2 separate regions of the Homo sapiens genome follow, and region 2 is linked to region 1. The links are chromatin contacts, found by Hi-C or POLR2A ChIA-PET in ENCODE. All regions are on one chromosome and are shown on one strand. Each heading gives the region's core, a stretch centred on a gene start or an enhancer-like site at or near the end of the contact. The rest is flanking DNA. Distances are from core to core; before and after follow the strand shown.

Region 1 (5,169 bases), core at 1,630-4,129:
GCACCTGTTCATCAAACCACAGTTCTTTTGAAAGGGACTCAGGGCAGCTCCTAAAACATACACTGTACACTAAGATCATTCATTAATTCCCTGGGCCAGTGCTTACTGAGCACCTACTACATGCCAGGCCCCGTGCTGCTGCTGAGATGCACTGAGGGGTCTCCATCCTTAGTCTGGGGAGGCGGCACATGTCAAAAGAAGACTCTGTTGCTCTCCCTGGGGTGGGTGGGGGATTGCTGTGGGAGCTCAGGGGAACCATCCTCAGTTTCATAGGGAATGGAGCTGAGACCCAAACAGGTGAACGACTTGTGTGATGTTTCATGGCAGGGGATGGGGCCTGCAACCCAGAACTTCTGAGCCCCCAGACCCTAGTCTCATGCCTCCTTACTGGACCCCATGCCGGGTCTCACAAGGTGGTCACTGCAACAGCTTCAACCCCAGCCATCATTCCCAGGCCACACAGCCAACCTCCCTGCCACGATAGTAATTACACCTCTTGGAGGTTAATTTGTAAAGAGACAGTGGAAGTCCTTATTTTAATAGCAATTATCAAAATCATGCTGGAGGGGTGCTGTGTAATGGGTAATTATCTGCAACAGAACAACAGTATCGTCAATTCTATTGAGCTCTTTCCAACGAACCTAGAGTTAATCCTGGAAAGCAGCTAGCGTCAGCTGATATTTGTTTAATAATATTCTTATTAAATTCAAATGGAAGTCCCTTTAAAAATCTTCCCCAAGAGGAATGTGGCTAGTTTACCAAGACCTCAACTCCACGGTGTCCCACTGAATTCCCATGGAGTTTGTCAGCATCCCTCCCTGTACCACATCACCCCCTCATATCAAGGCTGGACCACCTTCACCATTTGTATCCATTTATGTATTGGTTCAGTTACTCATTTGCTGGTTAATCCTTGTACATTTACTTCATTCATTCACTCATTTATTCATTCACTATTCATTATTCATCTCTTGCATCGGTTTCAAAATCTATTTAAAAATTCTTTCTCATGTTGGGCGTGGTGACTCTTGCCTATAGTCCCAGCACTTTGGGAGGCCAAGGCAGGAGGATTGCCTTGAGCCCAGGAGTTTGAGACCAGTTTGGGCAACATGGTGAGACCCCATGTCTACAAAAAATACAGAAATTAGATGGGCATGGTGGTGTGTGCCGCTAGTCCCAGCTACTCAGGAGGCTAAGGTGAGAGGAGAACTTGAGCCCAGGAGGTTGAGTCTGCAGTGAGCTGAGATGGTGTCACTGCTCTCCAGCCTGCACAACAGAGCAAGACCTTGTCTCAAAAAATTACTTCTCACACTCATTCACGTGTGACTATATCCTTTCTTCCATCATTAGTGCCCCCATTTCTTCTTTCATTTATTTGTACTTTGTTCAGATATTGTTTTCTTAGATTTTAATATAAGTGGTATTCTACCTCTCATTTACTTCTTTTTATTTATTCATTCTTTCTTTAATTGGCTCATCCATTCATTCGTTCACTTACTAATATGCTTTTTCATGCATGACTTCATTCATTCATTGCTCTTTTATTCATGCATGGGTTTGTCCATTTATTCATCAAACATGTATTGTTCGCTCATAAACTATGGCCGTTTTGTGTCTGGTCTGAAGTGATCCAGCCTTGTTCAGCTCTCCAGCGTTTTCTGGGCATCTCAGAAAATGCTGGGCAATTTTCTTAAGTAAAATTCTTTGTCAAAGTGTAACAAGATGACACTGAGTTTCCAAGATTGGGTGACTAGGAGAGTTGCTCAAACCTTGGACCCTGGGAACACAGTGAGAGTTAGGTTAGAGAGAAGTTGAATTCACTTTTGGACATATTGTGTTTGAGCTACCAACAGCTCACCCAGGAGGAGACATGGGATATGTGGAAATGCAGAGATCAGTGAATTAGGCCTGGGGTGGGAGCAGAAGACCTGGGGTGGGTCTCACCTCTGCACACCTTGCCTGGGACTGTGTATAGCAGAAGCACCTTTCCTGTGATTTCTGTCTCTCGCTGTTTGCCCAGGGTGTAATCAAGAAATGGTGAAGTCTGAAGAGAAAAAATTTGGTCATCTTGACCACCACCCAGCCACTTGTTCCCTGATGTGTTTCATTTTGAAAGTGGTTTCAGGCAAATTTTAGCCAAGTTGATCTTTGCTGCCTTGCTGAGCTACTTCAGCTCCCAGGAGCACCTACTGGGTGGAAGACACTGAGTTTGGGACGCTGGGATCAGGCTGAAGTTGGTTTACTGGGTGGGTCTGGAAGAGGCAAACACAAAAGTTGACCCTGAGGTGGTGCATGCCCCTGTTCCTCCTTGGCATGTGGGCTGGGGTCCACCTTCTGCAGGTAGGTCTGCCCCTCTCTCGGGGTCTCTGCTCCCAGGGATGAAGGGCTGTGGGTGGCGATTCTCCCGGCAGCCAACTGCCCAGGTCTCCTGAAAAACCTCATCTCCCAGGGAGTCCCTGCCTAGACCTAGAGGGAAAAGTGAGATGCCTCATTCTGTTTTCAGGCCCAAACAGCTTTCTCCAGTCAAGTTTCACCAGATACAAAGCTGAAAGTCCATTTTCCTGTTTGGTCCTAACTAGCAAAGGAGCAGGATCTCTGTGACTGGCCCTGGGAGAATGACAGCAGCTCTCTGTGAGCCCACACTGCAGTCCCTCCCAACCTCAGCTTTCGTGGCCATCTCAGAGAGAGGCAGAGCAGCCTCAGGTCCCTCCTTCAGGCTCTGTCTTGAGAATTCAGGTCTGGGCAGCTGGAACAGGAGTGTGCAATTTGGAATCAGTTGAAATCCAGCTCTGGCAGGTGACTCACCAGCAATGCAATCTTGGGCAGGTCCCACCACCTCTGCGAGTCACAGCTGCCACATTCACGCAGTGGGGATAATTATCCCCACCTTCTGGGACTATGGGGAAGATCGAGGTGATAGAGGTGAAGATATCTAACCAACTCTGCTGCCTCATTCATCCAGGGTGAGTCACAACATTCTCACCGAGAGCGACATTTCCTCTCACTTTTGTTCTTTGAATCAAAGTCTCAAGATCAATAAGATTGTCCTTCCTGCCTCCTCTCCACTCCTTCATTTATCATCCTTCATCTTTGACTGATTTATAATTTTAGAAGTTGGAAGGAATCATAGAGACCAAGGAGTCCATGTTTTACACATTGGGGGAATGGAGGCCCAGAGAGGAATAGCAACAGGTTCAAGGTCACCCTGCCGGCTTGGGGAAGGGTCCTGACACCTGCCCCCCAAGAGTGCAAGCCCCATTTTCTTGTCTGCTGGGCTGCACCTCTCCATTTTCTTGGGTCCCCTGTGATCTACTGGGAATGCTTTCCTGATATTTTCATTGAAAACAAAACCCAACAAAATGAATGGTATCTTTAAATTGCTACATTGCTCTGTGGCTGTTTTCTTTTCTTTTTTCCTTTTAAGATGTACACACACACACACACACACACACACACACACACACACACTGCTCCCTGCCTGTGTCAACCAGCCAGATTTTCTAATCTAAACTGACAGTCAGTTTCACTCCAGAAGAAATGTGTGTGATCTCTTGCCCGTGTGAACATAGTGTGCTATTGATATAATCACCGTCCAGTAAAAAGCCCACTGAGAGAATATATTGCAGGAGGAAGGGTTTAACTTGGGAAAACTCAAGTTGCCGCACACATATATTTTACCTCTCAAACATTTTTTTTTAAACCGAGGAGGAATAAATCACTTTTAAAGGTTACTTTACCCTTAAAAAGAATCTGAATGTGCATCTTTCAAGCACATGTCGTATGTGTGAGATGTCAGCGTTTTATCACTTGTATAATCCGGCCCTCTTGTCTTTTCCTATTACTCCGAAGACCTTGGCAAGCAACTTACCCCCTCACCATATCATCAGTGATATTTTCTATGCAGTCTGAAGATTTGTCTTTGTTAATCTCCTCTGAGAGATGACGTCGGTACTAGGCCAGAGCAATGTGGCCAGACAGCCAAGAGATTTCAATTTAGGGCTCCCAGAACTTTCAGTATATGAGTCATCACAGCTACCATCGCCTGAGGGCCTACTGTGCGCCAGCACTGTGTCAGACGCTTTTTAATTAATCATCTCTAACCCTCCAGCTCCCACCCTGATTCCATTCACTGTCACCCACTGCCAGGATGATTGCAGGAGATGCCCGATCATCTCCCCAGTTCGATTTCACTCTTGCGCCCTGTGGTCTCGTCTCCACCTAGAAGCAGGAGAGAGCCTTTAAAAATGCCCCTGCAACCATTTCCTTCCTTGCTCACACTCTCCATGGGTGCCCAGCTTCTGCAGATTAAAGCCTGAGTCCTCTCCTGGTCCCAGGCCCCATGACCTCTCTGACCTCATCCCCTACCCCTCTTTACTCTGCCCCAGCCACTTGGGCCTCCCTGCTGACCCTTGAGCATGCCAGGGTCACTCTCACCTCTGGGAATCTGCACGTGTGGCTTCCGCTGCCTGGGCTGACCACCCAAGATGTCCTCATGGCTCCCAGCCTTCGGGCTGTTCCCAAGTGAGTCCTTACTGAGGCCTTTCCTGATCACCCGTATAAAACCGCACCCCAATCTCCTGACATTCTTCATCCCCCATCTCTATCTGATGTCTCCTCATCGCTTACCACTATCTGGCATATTCCGTGTATATTTGATTTATTTCCCTTGCTTATCATCTGTCTCTGTAGCAACACATAGCATCTGTGAAGAAAGGGGTGTTGCATTGTTTTGCTTATTAATAATTTCTAGAGCTTAGAATATTGCCTGGCACATAAATACTTATTGTATGAATGAATGAAATAATCTCATTTGATTTGTGTGTGTGGTCAGTCAGAGATGTTAAGACAATTAACAAAACTGGGTGTGGTGGATCATACATGTAATCCCAACACTCTGAGGGGCCAAGGCGGGTGGATCACTTGAGCCCAGGAGTTTGATCAAGGCCAGCCTGGGCAACATGGCGAGACCTCGTCTCTACAAAATATAAAAAATTAGCTGGGCATGGTGCGTACCTGTAGTCCAGGTACTCGGGAGGCTGAGGTGGAAGGATAGCTTGAGCCTGGGAAGTTGAGGCTGCAGTGAGCCTTGAATGCACCACTGCACTCCAGCCTAGGTGATTGAGCAAGGCCCTGTTTCAAAAAGGGAAAAAAAAGCAATTGACAAGTAAT
Region 2 (5,169 bases), core at 755-3,254, 45 kb before region 1:
ACCTCTTTGCAGATGAGAAACCCGAGGCTCAGTGAGATCAGTAACTTGCCTAGTGTAGCACAGCAAGTGAGCGGCAGGGCTGGGATTGAATGCAGGTCCATGAGATTCCAGGGGTCCACTACCTGTCTGCAAATCTTCCTGTTCCCCCATTAGGGGCTGCTGCCCTGCCTCAGGCCCATCTGCAGTGGTTCACTATGCTCCATCTGTGGGTTGTGGCTCTCTGTGGCCCTGCTCTTGTGGCTGGAACTGCAGGTGTGGGTGGCTGCCAGGCCCAGCTCTGTGCCTGCACTTCTCACAGCTGCTGTGTGTCCACTAGCCTGATCTGGGAAGGCCCAGAGGCAGGTTCTGAGCCAGACAGGGCCAGATGGCTCCTCTGGAATCTCGATCCCTTTCCCAGGCCATGTGGAAGCGGGAGAGGGTGCTCATGTATGCATTTTCCCCTGAACTCCACCTCCTTGCTGTCTCTGCACCTCCCTTTGCCTAGGCCCCTGTGAGCCTCCTGAGTTCCCGACTTGCCTTTGGGTTCTGTGTTTCTGGAGTGTCAGCTCTCTGAGGACAGGGACTTTTGCTTGCCTTGTTCCCCAGAGCCTAGAACAGAACCCAGAATATAGTAGGAACTTAATAAATACTCATTAAACGAATGAATGAATGTGTGCCCAAAGTTTCACTCATCATCGCTGTTACCTGTGCCCCCATTAACTGCCAGAGCTGTGACCCTTCTCCCCAAGATGACCTTGAACGGTGCGTAACCAAGTGTGCCAGGAACTGGCTTGACCTGCTTCCCATGAGACCGAGGCTCCAGACCTACCTCTCCCTCTAATCTGCTGGGTGTCCCTGGGCAGGTCTGTTCTCCCTCCCTGGGCCTCAGTTTCTCCGTCTGTATACGGAGGGGATTATATGCAGTAGTTTCCAAGGTTACCCTGTCTCCCCCCAGCAATGTCTTGCCGTCTCTTTGATTCTCTGGCTCTCAGCTGCTTAACTTGACAATCGCAACCCAGTGGTCTCATCTCGCCCTGCAGAGGGAGGCTACTATGGAAGTTGCTTCCCGGCGTTGAGAAGCCTGGCACGTCCGCCATTCGTGTCTAATTACTCTGGCAACTGTTTACTGCCTCTTTAATTCCCTGGGCAAACACCCCGTTACTGGGAGTAATTTACTGGCAATGGCTTGGGCCGCGAAGCGTGAGCGTGCTCACTCAGCTGGGCCCTCTGAGTGGGGCGATGGGACCCGAGGGCAGAGCGCCATCTTCCCTGGCGTCCTGAGCCAGGGGGCTCTCAGGTTTGTCCCTGTCTCCTGGAACCACCCTCTTACCTCTGTGGGGTTTCAGACTGCAGAATGGGCAGGGCCTCCTGGTTGTTAGAGCACAGACTCTCTGGAGCCTGATGGATCTGGGCTTGGGTCCCAGTTCTGCTGCTTACTCATTGTGTGACCTCCAGCAAGTTCCTTCTGCTCTGGGAGCCTCAGTTTCCTCATCTGTGAAATGGGGGTGTCTGTCTGCCCAGTTGCCCTCCCTCTTCCTGCACCCTCCCCCACTCCCTTTCCACATGGCAGTGGTGGAGACTCCCATGGTCTTACCTCGTCCTGCTGCCTCCCCTGACCACAATTTCTTGGTGCATAAGGATGGGCACCTCACCAGAGCAGGACCAGGCAGGGCCCCTGTGCCTTTGGGCACAGTGACGGACATCTGACTTGTCACTGATGCCGCAGTGAGAAAGTCGATCCCTCTGTGGCGGCTGAGGATGTGACTTGCAACAATTTGTTTTCAGCCTGTGGTAGGAACCGATGCAGAGGCGAGGAGCCCAGCCCTGGGGGTCTCTGATTCTGCCTCCTGCTTCCTGGAGGCCCTGCTGCTTCCCACTGGGAATGCCCCCTTTGGTATCAGCCACGGGAGCTGGGTTTCGGCATCTTCAACCAAACTAATCCTGAAAATCCAGCCCTGACAGCTGTGCTTCCCCACAGGCTGTGTGAGACAGCGCAGCTGGATGGGACCTACCCCGGGCTTGGGGACGGCAGAGGAGGTGTGGCAGGGGAGGGCTCCCATTACCCCACAATCGATCCTTGGTACAAAGTCCCATTAGTCCGGGTGCCACTTAAGTCCAGAGCAAACACCATCCTCTGGATCTGATCAAGACTTTCACTTCCCTCAATCCAGACACTAAATCTTTACTAATAAAGCCCAGCAGAGACTAAGGCTCAGAGGGAAAGGCCTCAGTTTGGGGAAGAGGGAGGGGCTAATCCCAAGATGTTGACAGGACAATGTACTACCCTGCCAAGGGGCCTGGCAGTGGGGTCAGGAGCCTTGGACGGCACAGAGGTGGGCCCATAGATCTGGGTTAAGATCTGATCTTAACATGCCATATTGAGCAAGTTACTCAGTCCCCCTCTGCCTTCGTGTTCCTACCTCCCAGATGGAATAATAGCGGCACCTACCTTGTGTGGATCAAAGGAGGAAAGGAGGGGAAATTGACTTGTTAAGGCTAGTGATGGCCATGTGTGAGGGGCTGTTGTTGGCTTTATGAAGACAGTGTTTTGGGGCCAAGTTTATTCCCAGGAGAGGCTAGGGGTGCACCAGGGGCAAGTGGCTTTTGCATCCATTTGATTACTCACTTGCTCACTCATTCATTCACTTATTCATTTGTTCACAATATGCATGGAGCTGCTGCCCAGGAGTCAAGGTGCCAGTTTGGGCAAACCTGGCCACAGGCTCCTATTGTCCCTGAGCTCAGGGACAGGCAGGAAGGGAACTCTGACAGAGGGAACAGAGGGCTGTGCCGTGCATGGAGGTTGGAGCTGATTGCACTGGGAAGCTCTGTAGGGGGTGGAGTGGAACTGGGGAGGGATGGGGAATCTGGTGGATCAGGGAAGAATTCCACTGCTGGTATAGAGACCCAGTTGACAGAAGTGTGAGTGGGTTCCACGCAGAGTGAGTGCCCGTGATCTCCACCTCCCTTGCCTGGCACCCGTGCCACCCTCCGGAAGCTTCAGGGAGAGAACCCTGGGAATGAGCTCCACTTCATGCTTCCTCCTCACCTGCAGGAGCCTCTGCCTAAGCTCTCTAGCTTTGCAAAACAATGAACTTGGAGGTAAATTCCTGGGCAACTTCAGAACCGTGGTGTTCTCTGGAGCATGTGCTTGACAAATGCTTCTGGCTGAGTGAGACCTGCTTGAGCTCAGTTCTGGGCCCAGGGTGGCTTCTCTGTGCTCCTGAGGCCCTCCTCTCCTTGCAGGCATGCCTGGAGTTCTCCTGGGCCCAGTTGGCAGGAGTGTCCACTACAGCTCACTGGTGAGGGCGAGGTGGGCTGGAACAGCAACCACTCGTCTGGTTTGGAGTTTATCCTTCAGTTCCTGCTGGGCCTGTCCCTGGCAGGTCCATGCTGCTCCCCTGACCCCGGTTGAAATCTGAGTCTGGGGAGATGGAGACTCAAGGACGGCGTCCCCAGGGCGCCTTGCCCAGCCCAGCACGAGCCCAGAAGCAGCCTTTGATTTGTGAACTGCTGGATTTAGGGTGGATTTGGCAACTGGGTTTCCAGTTGGTTTCCAGGGGGAGATGGATTTACAGCTGACACAGGTTTGCAGCCTTGCTGGGATCTGCAGCAGGCAGTGGGCAGGAAGTTATTGACTTGACCCCCGACCCTGGGGAGGGAAAGATAGTGAGGTTAAGAAAAATCCATCTTTGTGGGGTTTATCCTGGGGCCCTTGAAGTGGTAACTTCTACTTTTGATGCAGTTACATCTCTCTGCAAAGACCATGGGAAGAGGACCCAGAGAATGAGATTCTTCTCATGTCTTCCCTCCTGGCCTCTTGGAGGATTGAAGTCTGTGAAAGTTCCTGGAGACTCCAGGAATCAGAACTGCCCTGCTTGCCCTCCTGCAGGCCCCAGCTGGCCCCTCTGTCCCTGCAGTGCCCTCCCCACAGTGCGGTCATCGAGCTCCCTGCAGGCTTCGAGAACAAGGCAGGGAGGAGGGAACTACCTTCACTGTGGGTTTGGGAACAGACGGCCCTGAGTTTGAATTCTGTGGGATTCTTCCACTCACTAGCTGTGGGGCCTTGGGGGAGTTCCATGCCCAGCATGGCCTCAGTTTCCTTGCCTGTGCAATGGGGGGTGAGATTTCCCTCCAAGGATGCTGTGGGATTCAATGAGATGTGTCCGGAACTGCATAGCACTTGGCACGGGCAGGTGGGACGTGGGGCCTGGGCAAAGACAGATCCGAGTTAGAGCCGACTCTGATGGCCATTATCTGTGTGATCCTGGACACGCGTCTCAGCCTCCGGAGCCTCAGTTTGCCCCTCTGTGAAGTGGGAATAGAGTTGTTGTCATGACAAAAGGGAAAACGCAGTTCAGGTGCTCAGTGCCATGATGGGCGTGTGGTCAGTCATCTTTGGACACTTTTGCTACCCCCTTCTCCTGTGCACTGCCTGGGCAGCAGATGCTGGCCTGGCCCTGAGCCCATGCAGACAAGAGTGAGGGACTCCAGGTTCCTGTCCCCATCTGTCCCCTTCCAAAGCGAAGGAGATACAGCAACTCCTGGGACTGCACCATGGAAAGTGGGTCAAAGCACTGGCTTCTGAATCCTGGCCCAGCAATGTCAACAGCTGCAAGGACTCAAGGAGGCTACTTTTCCTCTCTGAGCCTTGGTTTCCTCATCCTTGGTAAAATGGAAAGAATGATAAAGATAAAAACATTACTACTCTACGTACTATAGTAAAAACATTACTACTATACCTATATCGTAGGTGCTTTACATAAACCAAATCATTTAACCCTTGCAACAAGCCCACAATGCCAGTATTATTATCATCTCCCCATTTTATAGCTGAGGAAATGAGGCTCAAAGAGGGAAATACCTTGCTAAAGTTGATATATCTCAGCAATGGCAGAGACAGGATTTGAGCCCAGGGAGTCTGGCTCCAGAGCTTATGTTCTCACCTGCCTCTTTGGGTCACTCTGAGGGTCCCCTAGGAAGAAGGGCATGAGAGGGCTCTGCAAGGTTCCAAGCTCCGTGCCAATGTCAGAGATGGTCATTTCCACGGGAGAGAGAATGTGAACCTGCCAGTGATGCCCGTTGTTCCCATAAACTGTTTAGTGTTACAACAACAGTGAGCTACGCTTCCTGAGCATTTCCTGGGTGCCAGACACCCTGCACAGCAATTTCTGCACATCATCTCACTTC

The links. Hi-C counts contacts between places; a loop is a spot of excess contacts on that map. ChIA-PET counts read pairs that join two places held with the same protein, here RNA polymerase II (POLR2A). Pooled maps may share reads with other maps.
Region 2: a pooled map shows a loop between it and region 1 (7-fold over the local background). The contact joins two enhancer-like sites. A Hi-C loop is called at or near these places in 1 of 168 maps with a recorded cell type or tissue (posterior vena cava) and 2 of 50 pooled maps. POLR2A ChIA-PET finds 5 or more read pairs at or near these places in 1 of 52 experiments (H1).

What each region holds. Positions count from the first base shown.
Region 1 is chr1:30,616,246-30,621,414 of GRCh38, reverse strand. No RefSeq gene overlaps it. Among named protein-coding and RNA genes, the nearest start is that of MATN1-AS1, 100 kb to the left of the region's middle. RefSeq lists enhancers at 2,246-3,445, 3,663-3,832. Within about 2 kb of position 2,879, at least 4 of the 41 ENCODE cell types and tissues checked have a DNase peak (open chromatin) inside an H3K27ac peak, as active enhancers do.
Region 2 is chr1:30,660,551-30,665,719 of GRCh38, reverse strand. No RefSeq gene overlaps it. Among named protein-coding and RNA genes, the nearest start is that of MATN1-AS1, 56 kb to the left of the region's middle. RefSeq lists enhancers at 1,809-2,310, 2,756-3,687. Within about 2 kb of position 2,004, at least 2 of the 41 ENCODE cell types and tissues checked have a DNase peak (open chromatin) inside an H3K27ac peak, as active enhancers do.